Regions from separate parts of the Homo sapiens genome. Here region 1 is linked to region 2. Evidence: chromatin loops called from intact Hi-C (ENCODE). Cell type or tissue: heart left ventricle. All regions are shown on one strand. Links, peaks and the distances in the headings refer to the core of each region. The heading gives the core; the rest is flanking DNA.

The links. Peaks named below come from ENCODE experiments on the same cell type or tissue, not always from the same donor. Only the 100,000 strongest peaks of a DNase experiment are listed, where the experiment ranks them.
Region 1: it touches region 2 in a loop (3-fold over the local background); 8 of 110 quality-filtered maps call a loop at or near these places.

What each region holds. Positions count from the first base shown.
Region 1 is chr10:19,785,249-19,790,643 of GRCh38, forward strand. No RefSeq gene overlaps it. Among named protein-coding and RNA genes, the nearest start is that of PLXDC2, 28 kb to the right of the region's middle. In heart left ventricle, for the core only: a CTCF peak has its summit at 3,035 (motif pointing left); no DNase peak of the experiment used is centred there.
Region 2 is chr10:19,626,835-19,632,229 of GRCh38, forward strand. The region is part of intron 36 of MALRD1 (MAM and LDL receptor class A domain containing 1); the gene reads left to right. Among named protein-coding and RNA genes, the nearest start is that of MALRD1-AS1, 99 kb to the right of the region's middle. In heart left ventricle, for the core only: a CTCF peak has its summit at 2,867; a DNase peak (open chromatin) is centred at 2,877; H3K27ac peaks cover 1,383 bases.

The DNA.
Region 1 (5,395 bases), core at 315-5,314, 160 kb after region 2:
ACACATTGACCAATGGAACAGAAGAGATGGCCCAGAAATAAAACTGCACACCTATGACCATCTGATCTTTGACAAAACTGACAAAAACAAGCAATGGGAAAATGAATTCCTATTTAACAAATGGTGCTGGGGATAATTGGCTAGCCAGATGCAGAAGACTGAAACTGGACCCCTTTATTATACCATATACAAAAGTCAACTCAAGATAGATTAAAGACTTAAGTGTGAAACCCAAAACTATAAAAACCCCTTGTAAATAGCCTAGGCAATACCATTCAGGATGTAGGAATGAGCAAAGATTTCCTGACGAAGATGCCAAAAACGATTGCAACAAAAGCAAAAAATGACTAATGGAATCTAATTAAACCAAAGAGCTTCCACACAGCAAAAGAAACTACCAACAGAGTAAACAGGAAGCCTACAGAATGGTAAACAAATTTTTGCAAACTGTGCTTCTGACAAAGGTCTAATATCCCGAATCTACAAGGAACTTACACAAATTTACAAGCAAAAGCAACCCCATTAAAATGTGGGCAAAGAACATGAACAGACACTTCTCAAAAGAAGACATACAAATGGCCAATAAGCATATAAAAGGAAAGCTCATTATCACTGATCATCAGAGAAATACAAATCAAACCACAATGAGATACTGTCTTACATCAGTCAGAGTGGCTATTATTAAAAAGTCAAAGATGCTGGTGAGGTTGTGGACGAAAGGAAACCCTTATACATTGTTTGTGAACGTATAAATTCATTCAGCCATTGTGGACAGCAGTGTGGAGATTCCTCAAAGAGCTAGAAACAGAATTACCATATTACCTGGCAATTCCATTACTGGGTGTATAACCAAAGGAATATAAATTGTTCTACCATAAAGACACATGCACTTGTATGTTCAATGCAGTGCTATTCACAATAGCAAAGACATGGAATAAATCTAAGTTTCCATCAATGGTAGACTGGAAAAAGAAAACATAGTACATATACACAATGGAATGCTATGCAGCGATAAAAAGGAATGAGATCATGTCCTTTGCAGTAACATGGATGGAGCTGGAGGCCATTATCCTTAGCAAACTAATGCAAGAATAGAAAAGCAAATACTGTACATCCTCACTTACAAGTGGGAGCTAAATAATGAGAACACGTGGACACATAGAGGGGAACAACACACACTGGGTCCTACTTGAGGGAGGAGGGTGAGAGGAAGGAAAGGACCTGAAAAAAGTAACCATCCAGTACTATGCTTAGTACCTAGGTGACAAAATAATATGTATACCAAACCCCCATAACACCAATTTACCTATGTTACGCACCTGCACATGTACCTCTGAACCTAAAATAAAAGTTAAATAAATACATAAAATAAAGAAAATAAAAATATGTTGACTCCTTTTGCTCTTATTTTCCTATTTACTTCTTGAGAAGTATTTGTAGTTATAGTTTTATTAATAAGAGGCATCCTCAGAATTCTACACATGAACTACTTAATAAATGATAGTTACCATTTATTGTGCAAACACAGTAATGTGCAAAGAAATCTAGTCACATTTTTCCTATATCCTTTATAAAGCCTGATCCTGCCTCAGTTCACCTTGGGTATTTAGTACATATTTGTTTATTTTACTACATTGTTGGGAAAACATTGTATTGAGAACTATAAATGAAACACTAATTCTCAATTCAATCACTTATTAACACTTATTAAATGGAATACCTTGGACTGGTTTTTCATAGATTATGTAACTGCTAAAGTTCCCCCTGGCTCTAAGTACTTTAGTTTTAGTATTGTCTCTCCTTCTCTTTCCTTCCCTTCCCTCCCTCCCTCCCTTCCTTCCTTTTCTTTCCTTTCTTTTTCTTTTTTTCTCTTTCCTTCCTTTCTACGTCTATATAGCATACATTCCCCTTCTTAGACCATAGTCATCCACTTAACCATTATTTGTTGAAGGCTTACCACCCAGTCTTCCAGTGTAATTCAGCAATATCAAAAAAGTCTTTGCCTTCTCATGGATTTAGGGTTTGTAGTTCCTTGAGATAAGACTCAGTCTGATCCATTCTTACATTTTTCCATGGTGTCTGGAAGAGGGCATTTGCCTTTTAGACAAAAAAAAAACCAACAAAAAAAACCCTGAATTAATGAAGTGAACTTTTCACTACTTCAGATTTTAAAATGCAGTCCTGTTTTTGATAAATTATACTTAAAGGAACACCAGGTGGCCTCAGAGAGATTGAACCAAGGAGACAAAATGTAGATAATTATAGGCAGTTACCTTTTTCTAAATGTGTTCATCTTCCATAGAAGTTTAATTTTCACAAATTATACATCTATGTCCTTTAAATGACCTTCAGAATTCTGATTTCAGACTTTCATAAGCAGCGGACGCACATTTTAAGCTATCACAAAAAAGAACTCTTCTTTGGCTATTCCCTTTTAATGACATTACCATTTATGTGCACCAGAGTTTTTATACTTATTTTAATCTTATTGCATTTTGTCCTTATTGCTTGACAAAAAATATGAAAACTGAAAAACAAAACATGCTGACTTGGCTGACAAGAACTATAGCTCTCATAAACCTAATACATTTTAAATAGCAGTGGAAAATTTTTAAAGTTTTAAATATATATATATATATCTTAACCAGATTCTGATTAGATTTAAGTAGGTCTACCCTGTATTTGGTTGTTAAATTAAAACAAAAAAAAAACCAACTTTAATATGTATAAAATGTTGGAATTTTATCATGGAAGATTAAATGTAACAAAAAGAGGTTGCCTTTTTTTTATTTTTTCTTTAAACTCTCTGGGAAGAGAAACTCTTCCCATATTTGACTATTATCTGATTAATGTGAATGAGACTTTCACACACATTTTCAAAAATGCATTTGATATGAAAGTAGATCTATCCAACAGGGGTCTCTGGTAGCCAATTAGTGGTGGTATGCTCTGTTTTATTTCTCTCTTTGTTTTTCTTTTCTTCTATCTCCTTGTTTTTCTGCGTTTTCTCTACTTATGCGTTAGGCTTGCTAGTGACACCTAGAGGTATCTGCAGGCATGACATACCACAGGTTAGAAGAGTTGGTTGATCTCTACTATGAATTTTAAATAATGAGAGGTTTTGGAACCTATATGTTCTCTTTTGTCCCATTTTTACAAATGCTACAGAGAGTTTGAAGACATTTGATAATTTTTAAAATGCTTGGCTCATTCAGCATGGCATAGTGGAAAATGTGTGTGTGTGTTTGCACTGGATTAAAAACGTGGCTCTGTCATTGATCAGCTGCATAACTTTGAGCAACATATTCACTTAAAAAGTTGGGTTCCACATTTATAAATTGTGTATTAAGATACTGATCACTTAAAATTTTTGTGAGAATCAGATATATGTATATGAAGCACCTGAAATATAGTAGATGCTAAATAAATGGGTTATTATCATGATGTGAATTATAATGTTCATATTTTCTATTACACTGGATTAAATTATTTTTACATTTAAAACATGGGTAAAATTAAATGAAATTGAAGATTGCTCCCTCAAGAAAACCTTGAAAATTGAAAGCAAAATTGACTATCACTTCATATTTTTATCTGATTTTTAAGAAAGTGTTAATAAATTCCTAAATGTTTAACAGTGGTGCCTTGGGTGTCAGTGACAAAAGCTCAAATAATTAAGACAGTGGATAAATTAACTGTGAAAGAAGATCTCTTCCTTAAAAATAAGACAATGAACAAAATGTTTCTAGATTTTCTCATAACTCTGAGACACCAAAATGGTACTGAATCATGACCACTCTCCTTATCCTTACTAACTGAAAGGAGAAAATGTTCAGTAACAGTGGAATTCAAAGAATTTACATCTCAAAATTAAGCAGCAAGAACTGCTGAATGTCTGCTTCTTCCCACTGATCCAGCTTTAAAAAGGCCTTATTTAAATCCTCGGGAGAAAACACAGGGGAACCATTAAAACAAACAAAAATCAACAGCCGAGGGAATAATTGAATTGTTTCATTTCTTTGTTTATTGTTTATATATGTATATATATTTTTTCTCCCCCCCCAGTTTTTTTTCTTCTCTATCCTGGATAGCGATTTCTTTTCCCAACATCTCAAAACTTTGCCTCCCCTCTTTTTTTTTTCATCCTCTTTCATGATAGTTTTCATTTATGATTCATCTTTTGATTCCACACTCTAAGATATAAGGGCAATTTGAGAACATCTTGAGCTGAGTACCAACTTTATTAAATAGATAAAAATATGAGCTCTGGAAAACAAATTATGGACCTGAAAACTGTTGGTATTTTAAAAAGCAGTGGGCATATATAGAGGAAAGAGCACATTCTGTACTAGGGTTTCTCTCAAAGGCGATAGGGTTACATATTCAGTAATGGATAGAGCAAGAAGTGAAGACACCAGAAGGGGTTGACTGTATATTTCCATTAAAGTGAATTACATGAGCAAGTTAACAGAGACAGAAAGAATACAGGTTTAAACTTGATGACTTGGGTTAAAGGCAGGTCATCAAGTTTCAGGGCTACTGGAGAAGATCCACGAAATGTGGGCAGTACCGAAACCTGCTTTGAAAGACAGTCTAAGGAGGCTGAACTCTAGTGAAGAGCATAACATCTCGGAGAAAATAATTTTGGCGACAAAATGGAGAAAGGATGGTAGGAAGAGGTATAACTTACTCATTGTAACATTCCAAGCCTGAGATTTCAAGTGCCTGAAATAATAAATTTGGGATGCTTATCTAAGCACTTAGTATTTCTGATATAAAATAATACTGCATTTCTAGTTGCAGTAGAGTTTACCATGTGGTTCTATATTATTTCATTTTTACAACCACCTTCTGAACTAAGGAAGGAATTGTTATTTTTGCTTTACAGAGGAGAAATGTGATGCTCAGAGGGTGTGGCTGACAAGCTCCAGGACACAGGTAATAAGTAAAATCTAGATCTCGGGTCTTTCAATTGAAACTAGAAACATAGGAAACAACAACAGAAGTCACAACAATTTAACAGTTATTTAGAGGTGTCAGTGATTTGGGATTTAAAAATATGGAATTTAACATTTCTGGTTTCAAAGTCAATACACAGCTTCCATATGACACTATAGAGTAAGTAAAAAATAAAAGATAATTTATCTGATGTATCGTTAATTGTGCTTTAATAATTCTCATGTTATTGGCTTGGGATTATAATTGGAAATTATATCTGAAAGTAATAAAATTATAGTTGATGATAGAATGAGACAGTCTTTACCCACCTTTCCAAAATTCAGATGGCTTTCCAAATTTTATTTTTAAAATGTCCACCAAATAATTTTTTAAAAGATTAATAGGTTCTCACAGAGCACAAATACATAAAATAATGGCTGCCTTTTGAAAGATTACA
Region 2 (5,395 bases), core at 103-5,102:
AATTTAGATTTTTGTTTGATTTTGAAATAGGCAGTTGGATTTTAATGTTCAGTTGGAAAAATAAATAAAACTTAAAGCCAAAATTATGAAATGGTATTTACAATACTTGACAATACAGCTTGCTATAAAGTCATTGTAATAAATATTATGAAGCTGGAACAGGAATAGACAAATAGACACTTGGAAAAGAATAAAAAGTCTACAAATAGCTTAACGTGGTTACCTAAAATTAGTATAAAATAGGTGGTTTTCAAGTTAATGAGAATGGATGAGTTGGAATATGTAATAATTGATATTAAGATAATTGGTTAGCCATTAATTTAAAATGTAAATTATTATTGACATAACACACAGGAATTAACTTCAGAATTATTAAAAATATATATAGGGGAAAAGCATAAAATTTCTTTGGGAAAATAGCATACAAGAATAGTTTAAAATCTTGAAGTATGAGGGTCTTTTCTAAGCTTAGTAAGCAGCTGTAAAATAAAAGATAAACAGATTCGAAAACTTGATCACATGGATGATGCTTAAAAGTATTCAGTGTGGTAAAAGACACCATAAACAAAATTAAGAAAAAAACAACAAACAAACAAAAAAGCAACAAAAAAACAATAACAGGGCCACGTGCGGTGGCTCACACCTGTAATCCCAGCACTTTGGGAGGCCAGGTAGAGTGGATTACCTGAGGTCAGGTGCAAGACTAGCCTGGCCAACATGATGAAACCCCATCTCTTCTAAAAATATAAAAATACAATTACAAAAAAATACAAAAAATTAACCAGGCGTGGTGGCAGGTTCCTGTAATCCCAGCTACACGGGAAGCTGGAGTAGGAGAATCACTTGAACACGGTGGGCAGAGGTTTCGCAGTGAGCCGATATTCCACCACTGCACTCCAGCCTGGGCGACAGAGCAAGACTGTCTAAAAAAAAAAAAAAAAAAAGGAAAAAAGGAAGAAAAAACAATAATAGGCCAGGCCAGGAGGAAAATATACAGGATACACAACAGCTAGGGATTAGTCATAATATATACTCAAACAATAAAAATTATGTAACAGATAAACTAGACACACATTATTTACAGAAAAAGGAAAATAAATGGTCAACACACATCTGAAAAAAATTCAAAACAAAATTATGTAACAGATAAACTAGACAAACATTATTTACAGAAAAAGGAAAATAAATGGTCAACACACATTGCACTAATGCATAAATGCACTAATGAATAAATAAGTGCAAAGTAAGTCGTTGATATCCTGTTTTTACCTATTAAAGTGACAAAACATTTTTTGGTAATATCCATTATTTATGAGACTATAGAAACACTGTCCCTTTTATATATAGCTTGTGGGACTATAGCTTTTCTAAATATACAACATGGAGAAAAATACAACTTTTGGAAAAATAAAGTGGCAATATTCATTCAATGTTTTAATATACACGTTCCTTAATTCAACAATCCCAATCCTAGGAATGTAGCCTACTAACATATTAACAAGAAATATAAACACAAACATATTGGCCTCAGCATTTTGCAATAGCACCATATTGAAAACACAGTTAAATGTTCCAAATAGTGTCATGGAATAGTATGTAACACTTTTTTAAAATAGAAGATATAAATCCTGACATAGAAAAGTATCCATATTGTTAGGTGAAAATGCAAATGCCAGAATAATATGTATATTAAGATCCTATTTGGAGAGGGAGAAAATGTGTAACTGTGTATGAAAAAGAAAAAAAGGAAACTGGTGAGTTACACATCAAACTGTTAAGAATAGTTAGTGAGCTCTGTAGAAGATTGGCTTGGGGGAAAGAGAGATTTCATACTTGAATTTTTGCATTTTTATTTTACCAGGTACTGCTTTTTATAACTTAAAAAAGCATTAAAAAGATTTTTGAAAACATATGTTGCTAATTTTTCAGGTAAGAAACAAAGGAAAAAAGAGTTTTTATATTTTTAAAAATACTAACATATGTTACAGTAAAAGGCAGAGTCAGTTGGCTGCTTCTAACAAAGTGTCCTGCGGATGAATGTGCCCGTCCCTCAGTTTTTCTTTCCGTGTTGTCAGAAAGCATTACACACTTTCTGCCTCCTGCAGAGCCAAGTAAGCAAGACAGACCAGGAATGTGATTGAAGGTGAAGCAACAAACTGCTCTCGCCCAGCTCACCAAGCCTTCTTCCCTGCCTAATTTGCAGAGCTGGATTGTACTCCAATCACATATGCTAACAGAGTCACAAAAATGAAAAGCACAGTGATACCTAATTTCCCCTGTCTGCACCCCTTCCCAAAAAGCAAGCCTCGTGATATGTTTGTACACTTAGCTATTAAATGGTTTTTAGGCTCCTGATGATAGCTGTAAGCATTCACAGTTGGTGCCTTCCAAATGAATGACCTGTTGACTCATCCAGGGAGGGCATCCTCTAAGGAAAGGCATGGCCCAGATTCTGTTCGCTGGTCATTGCTGACAGGGATTTGTGATCCAGATATTTTCCAAGATCTCTGGTATGACCTGACTGTTAAGTAGATATTTCTGTCCTCCGAGAGGAGTGGTGGGTTATTTGTGAGGCAGTATCTAATGCCAGAGGACTTGCTTTAAAAGAGAGAACAAGAAATAGCTGTCTAGAGTGTAAGAATCAGGAGATTCAAAAAGCTCACTCCATCACCCATCCTAAAGTAGCTGCATAGGAAAATGTTTCTACACAGTTTTCACTTTATCAGTTTTCCTAGTATGTGCACGGCCAAGCTTCATGGGGTAGCCGTTGGTTGAAAATGACACCTCTTCTTTCTTTGCTGTGTGTGATGTGTGTGCATGTGGCCAACGCACTCTACTGAATGGAAGCAAGAGACACAGCTCAGTGGTGGCGCTCGAGAGACTGGAGCTTCTAAGAATGCTGACAAAAAAGTTATTCCTCAGACTGAATTTCACAATTTCCCCAATCAGGCCTCCCCAGTGGCCCTGGAACGGCTGGCCATCCAGCTCTGCTCTGATCCTACACAGCTTTTCTTCCTGCTCAGCCAGCATGAGTTTAACTATGTCAGAGTAGAAGCTTTTGTGCTGTTGCTAGGTGGCTGATCTCTGCCTTACAGAAGCAGAATCTAGCAAATGAGGTAGAACTTTTTGAACTTATCCCTCTTAGTAGAGAAATGTTGACAGATCTAAGTAGTTCAATGCATTTTAATTTTGAAACCCCCTTGGGACTTTTCTTATCCTCTGAAAGAACTAGTTTATGTTTGCTGTTGCCCTAATCTGCTGTCTGTAATTCTGCCATGTAGGAAATCCCTTTGTATTTTTCAGAAAAAGACTTATTTTCCTTATGTCCATCAGGGAAAAGAAGGAGATAATGAAACTGGTTTATGTTCCTAAGTTTAAGGTTAAATTATGACTATTCATGATCAGTGGTTAGAGTTTTTATATATGGTTATATAAACATACACGTTGGTATTGAATTCAAAAATACATCTCTTTCAAATTTATTGTTTGGGCATCCAGAATGAAAACATATAATATCACTTCATAGTAAGTCTTTTCGTTTTAGTGCTACCACCATCTAACAATTTTGAGGACTAAGGTAGCATGCTTTCTAAATATATAGGGGGAATTCTAAGTTTGGAATAAGAACATTTTCTAAGAATTACATTTTTCATTCTGTAGATAAAAACCAAAAAGCAATATTTTCCTGTTAGAGTGTTAGAATGAGAGTGTGTTTAGTTTGAATAAAGACTTTAGTAATGAGAATAAGGCTTTGCATATATTATTCTTTTCCATTTGTTGAAATTAAAAATGATATTATAAGAATTTTCTCCATAGCAATGTAAGTTATGATGTATTGTCTTTTGCTATTGTTTATGGATTTTATGGTGTCAAGAGAACACAAATTATGTACATAAAAAGAATAAGTGAAAGGTATTTTATAGATATAAATATGTATTTATAAGCATATATTTAACTAGGATAAATTGCCCTAGCAAACAAATATATATTTATATTGACAAGTATTTGCCTATATTTTTTGGTTTGTTTTTATGGCAAAACATCATAATATATAAAACTAAATTAGTCATTCATTGGCTATAAAGTATATGAAACATTGTGATGTACAAGGGAAGGAAGACTGGCCTTGGAATTAAAAGACCTGTCTTGACTGCCCTTTGAAAAACTTTTATTTTAGATTCAGAGGTACATGTGGAGGTTTGTAATATAGGCAAACTCATGTCATGGAGGTTTGTTGGACAGATTATTCATCACCCAGTACTAAGTCTAATAACCAATAGTTATTTTTTTCTGATCCTTTTCCTCCTCCCAACCTGCACCTTCAAGTAGGCCCCAGTGTCTGTTGTTCCCCTCTATGTGTCCATGTGTTCTCATCATTTAGCTCCCACTTATAAGTGAGAACAGGTGGAATGTAGTTTTTTGTTCCTGCATTAGTTTACTAAGGATGATGGCCTCCAGCTCCATCCATGTTCTTGTAAAGGACATAATCTCTTTGTTTTTTATGGCTGCATAGTATTTCATGATGTATATGTATCATATTTCTTTTGTCCAGTCTGCCATTGATTGGCATGTAAGTTGATCCCATATCTTTGATATTGTGAATAGTGCTATAATGAACATACGCATGCATGTGTCTTTATGGTAGGACAATTTATATTCCTTTGGGTACATATCCAGTAATGGGATTGCTGGATCCAATGGTAGCTCTGTTTTAGTTCTTTGAGGAATCATCACACTGCTTTCCACAATGGTTGAACTAATTTACACTCTCATCAACAGTGTATAAGGTTCATTTTTCTCCATAACCTCACCAGCATCTGTTATTTTTTGACTTTTTAATAATAGCCATTCTGATTGGTGTGAGATGCTATGTCATTGTGGTTTTGATTTACATTTCTCTAATGATCAGTGATTGAGCTTTTCTTCATATGCATGTTGCCTGCATGTATGTCTTCTTTTGAAAAGTGTGTTCATGTCATTTGCCCACTTCTTAGTGGGGTTGCTTTTTCTTGTAAATTTGTTCAAGTTCCTTATAGATGCTGGATATTAGACCTTTGTCAGATGCCTAGTTTGCAAAGATTTTCTCCCATTCTGTAGGATGTTTGTTTACTCTGTTGATAGTTTCTTCTGCTGCTGCACTTAATAATTGTATAGCAGTATCAGTCAGGAACCTGGTAGAAAGAGAATTCAAGCCAGATGGCCCAAATAACAAAATTTTCATGAAGTGGCCTCTTAGTTTAATGAAGGTATGAGCAAGGTTGAAAGAACAACACATTGAGGCTCCAGAAAACTAGCAGCAGTAGAAAGCCTAAATCTAAAGAGACAAGGAGTAGACCTTGGTTAACTAGCTTCTAATGAGAACTGGCACTGTGGTAGAGCTTCAAAGAAAAATCTG